Linked DNA regions of Homo sapiens: region 1 is linked to region 2. A link is a contact called in ENCODE Hi-C or POLR2A ChIA-PET data. All regions are on one chromosome and are shown on one strand. Each heading gives the region's core, a stretch centred on a gene start or an enhancer-like site at or near the end of the contact. The rest is flanking DNA. Distances are from core to core; before and after follow the strand shown. Region 1 has its middle 12 kb from the start of CASQ2. Region 2 holds the start of VANGL1 (VANGL planar cell polarity protein 1).

Region 1 (4,086 bases), core at 1,501-4,000, 140 kb after region 2:
AGAAAAGAAAAGAAAAAAAGCTAATGGTATATCAGTAAGATTATGCTAGAATGCAAGTAACAAAAATCCAATGCAAGCTAGCTCAGCTTGTGTAACTAGAGATGGGGAGGGCTGTAGGGTCAGTGTGATTTGTCTGCTCAAGAACACCTTCAGATGTTTTCTGTTTTCATCTCTCTGCTCTGCCTTCTCTTGTCTTTTTTTTTTTTTAATACTTTAAGTTCTAGGGTACATGTGCACAATGTGCAGGCTTGTTACATATGTATACATGTGCCTTGTTGGTTCACTGCACCCATTAACTCTTCATTTACATTAGGTATTTCCCCTAATGCTATCCCTCTCCCATCCTCCTACCCCACAACAGGCCTTGGTGTGTGATGTTCCCTGCCCTGTGTCCAAGTGTTCTCATTGTTCAATTCCCACCTATGAGTGAGAACATGCGGTATTTGGTTTTCTGTCCTTGTGATAGTTTGCTCAGAATGATGGTTTCCTGCTTCATCCATGTCTCTGCAAAGGACAAGAACTCATCCTTTTTTATGGCTGCATAGTATTCCATGGTGTATATGTGCCACATTTTCTTAATCCAGTCTATCACTGATGGACATCTGGGTTGGCTCCAAGTCTTTGCTATGGTGAATAGTGCTGCAATAAACATATATGTGCATATGTCTTTATAGTCACATGATTTATATTCCTTTGGGTATATACCCAGTAATGGGATCGCTGGGTCAAATGACATTTCTAGTTCTAGATACTTGGGGAATCGCCACACTGTCTTCCACAATGGTTGAACTAGTTTACACTCCCACCAATAGTGTAAATGTGTTCCAATTTCTCCACATCCTCTCCATCACCTGTTGTTTCCTGACTTTTTAATGATCGCCATTCTAACTGGTGTGATACGAAATCAATGAACAAAAATCACAAGCATTCTTATACACCAATAACAGACAAACAGAGAGCCAAATCATGAGTGAACTCCCATTCACAATTGCTACAAAGAGAATAAAATACCTAAGAATCCAATGTAAAAGGGATGTGAAGGACCTCTTCAAGGAGAACTACAAACCACTGCTCAATGAAATCAAAGAGGACACAAACAAATGGAAGAACATTCCATGCTCATGGATAGAAAGAATCAGCATTGTGGAAATGGCCATACTGCCCAAGGTAATTTTTAGATTCAATGCCATCCCCATCAAGCTACCAATGACTTTCTTCACAGAACTGGAAAAAACTACTTTAAATTTCATATGGAACCAAAAAAAAGAGTCCTTATAGCCAAGACAATCTTAAGCAAAAAGAACAAAGCTGGAGGCATCATGCTACCTGACTTCAAACTATATTACAAGGCTACAGTAACCAAAACAGCATGTTACTGGTACCAAAACAGATATATAGACCAATGGAACAGAACAGAGTCCTCAGAAATAACACCACACATCTGCAAACATCTGATCTTTGACAAACCTAACAAAAAGAAGAAATGGGAAAAGGATTCCCTATTTAATAAATGGTGCTGGGAAAACTGGCTAGCCATATGTAGAAAGCTGAAACTGGATCCCTTCCTTACACCTTATACAAAAATTAATTCACGATGGATTAAAGACTTAAATGTTAGACCTAAAACCATAAAAACCCTAGAAGAAAACTTAGGCATTACCATTCAGGACATAGGCATGGGCAAGGGCTTCATGACTAAAATGCCAAAAGCAATGGCAACAAAAGCAAAAATAGACAAATGGGATCTAATTAAACTAAAGAGCATCTGCACAGCAAAAGAAACTACCATCAGCACGAACAGGCAACCTACAGAATGGGAGAAAATTTTTGCAATCTACCTATCTGGCAAAGGGCTAATATCCAGAATCTACAAAGGACTCAAACAAATTTACAAGAAAAAATCAAACAACCCCATCAAAAAGTGGGCAAGGGATATGAACAGACACTTGTCAAAAGAAGACATTTATGCAGCCAACAGACACATGAAAAAATGCTCATCATCACTGGTCATCAGAGAAATGCAAATCAAAACCACAATGAGACACCATCTCACACCAGTTAGAAAGACTGCCTTCTCTTGTCTTAAACCCTCATCATAGTAGTGGCTAAGCCTGGTTGTTGAAAGATGACTGCAAACAACTCCAGGGCTCCATAATTTTTCCTCCAGAAAGAGAGTGTGACGATTTTTTGTCCCCTCAGAAACCAGCCCAGCCATCTTCTCCAATCTCATAAACTAAAATTGAATCATGTGCTCACAACTGAAAAATAGAATCCACTCAGACTCCGGTGGGGTCAGTTCCCTGAAAGCTGGGCTGCCAGAGAGGGGTGGAATACCCAAACAATACTCAGGTCACTGTCAAAAGTCAGAGGATTGAGGAGACTGAGGACACTGCAGTCACAATGTCCACTTGGGTGGGTATCAGACCATTTGTAAATGCTTTGAGACAGATAACATAAGTGTGAGCAATCTCTTCCTTCCTAATAAATGAAAAGCCAAATCTGTTATAATTATGATAGTATCTTTTGCACTCTCATTTTAGATATTTTAGGAGACATCTGGATGTGTACATGGGATTTAGGTCAGATAAATTAAACTAATAGAGTTATGAAAATCACCTTGAGGTGAACTTGCAGAATTAATAATATTGGTATGTTCCTCTTCCCTTGTGTTTCAGTACCAAAGTTTCTTGTATGTTCTTGTCTTTATGTGTTATAGGCACAAATTAGGCAATATGGTGACTAAGAACAAAGATAATTGAAAGCTCTGCAAGAATCAAAACCACTGTGGCAGCTGAGTGATCATCTGAGAGCGTGAGTCAGGAGCTGGCCCATCTGACCCCACTAAGGGCCATGTGGACTAATATATTTAATCAGAGGCACTCAGCAGTTTTATTTTAAGTGGCAAGACATTTAGGTTAGTATTTAAGATACTTATAAAAAAATAAAATTGAATAAGATGCCATAGTGCCATTAATGTCATGAACCCTGGGAACACTGTCACAACCCCCAGCTGAGAAGTGCTGAAACAGGCCATTTGTAGGACTCACCATGTCCCAAGTGCCGTACCGAGCATCTTACATGCAATGAAGAATATATATCCTCACAGATATATATTCTGTGAGGCAGAATAGAAGAATGCCAGAAGTAGTCACTGGCATTGTCTACATTTTACAGATAAATAAAAAGGTGAAAAAAGGTGGTATTCCCTTGCCCGATGTCGCCTGATAGTAGGCAGTAAAGTTGTGTCCCAAGCAGCTGGGATTCTGGCACCAGAGTATGTGTAATTAACCACTACACTGTACACTTCTGTTAAGTGCTTGGGGCAAAATTTTTAGCTAAATAATGGCTTTGGCTTCACAGATATGAATAAATCAACATAAGTGTTGGATTTTTAGCAGAGGTCTCTGTATTTCACGCCAAGTTCTAGTCTCAGGAAGTATTGTTGCAAGTGCTTTCACTTCTTTTGAGGCTTAATACCAGAAGTCTAGATTAGTTGATTCTCAATCAGAGGTGATTTTGATTTGGCAGTGTCTGGAAACATTTTTGATAGCCACAACTCAGAGATGTGTTGGCTGGGGTGTTCCTGGCCCCTAGTGAACAGAGCTCAGTGATGTGCTAAATATTCCACAATGCACAAAACAACTCTCCACTACAAAGAACTGTCCAAACCAAAATGTCACTAGTGCTAAGGTTGAAAAACCCTGAGCTACACTGAAACAGAGCTTGCAATGTGTGCATTGAGATCCCCTCTCTATGGACACTTCCCGGAGTTTTGTCCCTGTGACTTGAGTAGCAGTCATCGTGCCTAACCCTGCTCACAGAGCCTGAAGAATACATGGCACATTTCACTCCTTGTTAGGTATATGAGCACTGGTTCAGCTTGTGTCGCCCTTTATAGCCCTGTCTCCTTGCCTCACAAGCTATGGGATAAGTTTAGAGTGGGAGGAATACTTTCTCCTTAACTGTTCCAGGACAAGCATTCTCAGTGTGTCTGGCTCTTTTAGGTTTTCTGAGTCATGCTTTAATATAGTCCTTGGATTCTTCTTTCTGCCTGTCCTGTTTGCTAGGTTCTTGTGGTAGCAGCCA
Region 2 (3,763 bases), core at 970-3,469:
CTGGGTGAGGTGACGCCCCACCCTGCTTCAGCTCGCCCTCTGTAGGCTGCACCCACTGTCTAACCAGTCCCAATGAGATAAGCTGGGTACCTCAGTCGGAAATGCAGAAATCACCTGCCTTCTGCATTGATCTTGCTGGGAGCTGCATACTGGAGCTGTTCCTATTCAGCCATCTTGCCCAGGTCCCCCGGCATGTTTTTTTTTTTTTTTTTTTAATTGAGATGGAGTCTCGTTTTGCCCAGGCTGGAGTGCAGTGGCATGATATCAGCTCACTGCAACATCTGCCTCCTAGGTTCAAGCAATTCTCCTGCCTCAGCCTCCTGAGTAGCTGGGATTACAGGTGCCTGCCACCACGCCTGGCTAATTTTTTTATTTTTAGTAGAGATGGGGTTTCGCCATGTTGGCCAGGCTGGTCTTGAACGCATGACCCCAAGTGATCTGCCCATCTCAGCCTCCCAAAGTGTTGGGATTACAAGCTTCAGCCACCAAGCCCGGCCTCTACATGGCATTTAAAGGTGAATTTATTATTTTAAAATAGGTTATTTGCAACTACCCCTCTTTCCCACAAAACATCATCTGGTAAGGTGGCTAGACATAAGAACCTAAGTGAATTAGAATTACTTTCTGAAAACTCATTGAAGATCTCTGTGTTAATTGGAGCTATTCAGGTACATGACTAGAATTGGAAATCCCTGGCCTGTTTGAACTTTGAAAGTTCTACATTTTAGAGATGAGAGAGACATGTTTTTATAATGTTCTACATTTCTGACCCTGAGTGCTGATTTGGGTGAATAGACCATTGGCTTTACCCATAGGAACCTGGCTGCCTGAGTCAGCAACATCTGCTCTCTGGAGCCTACTGGGAGGCTGGGGGTGGGGGAGGAAGATGGTCTAGGCCACTGAGTGGGGCAGCAGAGCCTGGGGACTAGGAGTGGTGAAAATCAGCCACATTGAACATATGGGTGTCTTCTCAAGGAAATGTGACATATGCGAGAGAAAATGGAGTCTAGAAGGGATGAGGAAGAGGTGATCAAGGGAGTGAGGGGTTCTTGGAGCCAAGGTTCCCTGATTAAGGCTAGTCAGGGTGGGCCTGCATTTCCCCACCCCAAATGCCCGCAATACTCCTGTAGACAACTCTTAGGAAATTCAGCACTTCATTATACACTGCTTCCACTGGAAAATCCTGCCACGTAAGCAGCTTTGGGTCCCAGCTAGATTGGAGATGATCAGTAAGGAACCCTAATGCTACCAACACAAGACAACTAAGAAAAGTGCAAATATTCATGAAAATCGTTGCCAACTGTTTTGTAATCCTCACCACAATCCTGCAAGGTGGACAGCAGCATCCTCACCACTTTTCAGACAGGTAAACAAAGGCTCAGAAAGGAAACAGTACCTGGTTGGAATCAGCACTGAAGCTTCAGCTACCTGCCTGCAGAGATGTGCTCATCTAGCAGTTTCTAGGAGACTAGGCTGGCGGCAGTGCCTGCTCTGATAAGGGAGGAGGAGGGGAGAGGCTTGCTGTGGTGGCTTGTAGGGGGTGTGTGTGTGTGTGTGTGTGTGTGTGTGTGTGTGTCTATTTGTGGGGTCATTTCCAGGGCTACATGTGAGTTTAAGTGTGTGTATATGGGTTGAGATATGGTGTATATGGATATTTGTCGGTCAGTTCTTGGAAAGTGTGTATATGAGTGTGTGTTGAGTGGGGTTGGGGGGTTAGTCCCTGAGCCGTGTGAATATGTGGATGGGGGCACTCGTGAGGGCAAATGGGCTCGGATTTTGTGCATGATTGTGTGTGTGTGTGTGTGTGTGTGAGCTTGAGATTCCAAGTATGTGGGGGAGGGAGGGGGCGGTGTCGGAGATCAATCCCTGGGCCATGTGTTTATAGTGTGTGTGTCTGCCCAGAAGAGAGTGGGTTACTGGGCTGTGCACGTCTGTGTAGGGTGAGTGTGTGTATGAGGGTGAATGAGTGTGGGAGGTGTCATTCCCTGGTCCGTGTGTAAGAGTGTGACCGCGCACGCCTTCGTGTGTGTCCCGGGTGTGTGGGGTCGGGGCGGTGACGAGGTGAGGGGGACGCCGGCCGAGCCCCGCCCTCCGCTGCAGGTGGGCCGGCCCCGCGGCGGGGCCGGCAGCGCTAGCTGTTCTTGGCTCGCGGCCGCGCCGGGCTCGCAGGGCTGGGCTCGGGCTGCGGGGCGGCGCCGGGACAGGAAGCGGAAAGCAGCAGTGCAGCGGCGGCGGCGGCGGGGCTCTGCCTCTCCAGGAGCCCAGCGCAGGCCGCAGAGCCGGGGCCGCTGTGAGCCGAGACCGCGGGCCGCGGAGCTCGGGCGGCCGGCGCGGAGGTGAGTCCCGCGAGAGGCCGAGCGCTGCGCGGCGGCGGTCCCCGGGGCAGACCGTTGGCTGGGAGACGCCCCCACCTCGGACCCCGCGTGCCCCTGCGCCCTCCTCCCGCATTCGCCCCGCCGGACTTCGACCCCGGGTGGCCGGCTCCCGCCTCGGGCCGGGGGCTCCCTCCCCTCCTCCGGAGCGCTCCGGGTAGTGCTTCCTCTGACTCCACTCTTCTCCCCATGCGTTGCGCCCCTCCTGGCCCTGCCGTGCGATCTCCGCCGCACCCCACTCCTTGGGGTCCCGGGGTTCCCTGCTCACACCTCGGACGTCCCTTTCTCCCCGGGCTGGCCTTTGGAGTGCGCCCCTTCGGTGCGCGTGCCGGGGCGGCGGGCAGGCCGGCAGGGAGTGGCCGAGCGTTGGAGGCACCGGGCGGCTGCAGCAGCCGTGCAGGGCGGGAGCCGGGCGCGCACCGGGGTTCCCACCCCTGGCGGGGCTCGACCCGGGCGCCGCCTGGCCCTTCGCCAGGAACCGGGACAGAGCTGGTCTGTGTGCACACCTCGCTCACAAAAAATTGAGCCGGCCCTGGAGGCCTGGGGGGCGAGTCCGGTTGCGCCTCGGAGAGCGCAACAGGCAGGTAGGAGTTTACTTTCAAAAACGCCGGGGTGGAGCAGAGGCGCCTGGCGGGTCTCTGCCCAAGGTGTCCCTGCTGGAGGAAATCTCACCGCGCCGGGGCAGCCTTCGCCACCGGCAGGACCTCATTTCCTTCTGCAGTCTTTGAACTGCCCCAAGCATCGCGCCTAGAGAAGTGTGAAGCTTTATAAAAATTTAAACGCGTCCGTGGTGGCGGCAGCAGTGGGGCGGAGCCGCGGCCTGGCTGCTGTGTGATGAGCAGATGAGACTTGGAGCTGAGGAATCTGTTGCTCAGTTTTCACTTCTCCAAACCAGGTCTAATGCCCACGCTGCGAAGGTGTTGTGAGCTCTCTTAGATTCTCCTTAGGAAGTGTTAGAGCGCCTTATGATGATGATTGTGTAGATGGCCCATGCATTTTGTTAAAACTCTTGACCTGGCTTTGGTTAGAAATGAATGTATTCTTAGACACTTAGTCCAAAAGCTAACAAACTGTAAAAGAATCTGGCATTTTCACTGACATGTTTATAAATTTTACGGGGCTGCTGAAAAATATTATAACTTGTATCACCAGTCAACAATGCTAATTAGCATTCTCCCGTCAGTGGGTGGGTTGAGTACACAGCTCCCAGGCTCTGCAAGTGAGATGGCAGAAATTGTCTGAATACAGGGAGAGGTAATTAGCCATTTTCTGTAACCACTAATTATAGAGTTTTTAGGGTTGAATTAAATCAATGTGATATAGTTGGGGCTTTGATTTGTGGGAGGAAACTGTTTCTTTTTCCAGTTCAAAGAAATAACACGCTTCACCTA

Evidence for each region. Hi-C counts contacts between places; a loop is a spot of excess contacts on that map. ChIA-PET counts read pairs that join two places held with the same protein, here RNA polymerase II (POLR2A). Pooled maps may share reads with other maps.
Region 1: a loop to region 2 is called in a map of tibial artery, with 4 times the contacts of the local background. The contact joins the enhancer-like site here to the promoter of VANGL1 in region 2. A Hi-C loop is called at or near these places in 2 of 168 maps with a recorded cell type or tissue (prostate gland and tibial artery), 1 of 37 single-sample maps with no recorded cell type and 8 of 50 pooled maps. POLR2A ChIA-PET finds 5 or more read pairs at or near these places in 3 of 52 experiments (H1, MCF 10A and WTC11).

Annotation. Positions count from the first base shown.
Region 1 is chr1:115,778,766-115,782,851 of GRCh38, forward strand. No RefSeq gene overlaps it. Among named protein-coding and RNA genes, the nearest start is that of CASQ2, 12 kb to the left of the region's middle. Within about 2 kb of position 2,751, at least 3 of the 41 ENCODE cell types and tissues checked have a DNase peak (open chromatin) inside an H3K27ac peak, as active enhancers do.
Region 2 is chr1:115,639,751-115,643,513 of GRCh38, forward strand. VANGL1 (VANGL planar cell polarity protein 1) reads left to right here and starts at 2,220. Exons shown (of 8, transcript NM_138959.3): 1 at 2,220-2,336. RefSeq lists a silencer at 1,952-2,941 and an enhancer at 2,077-2,835.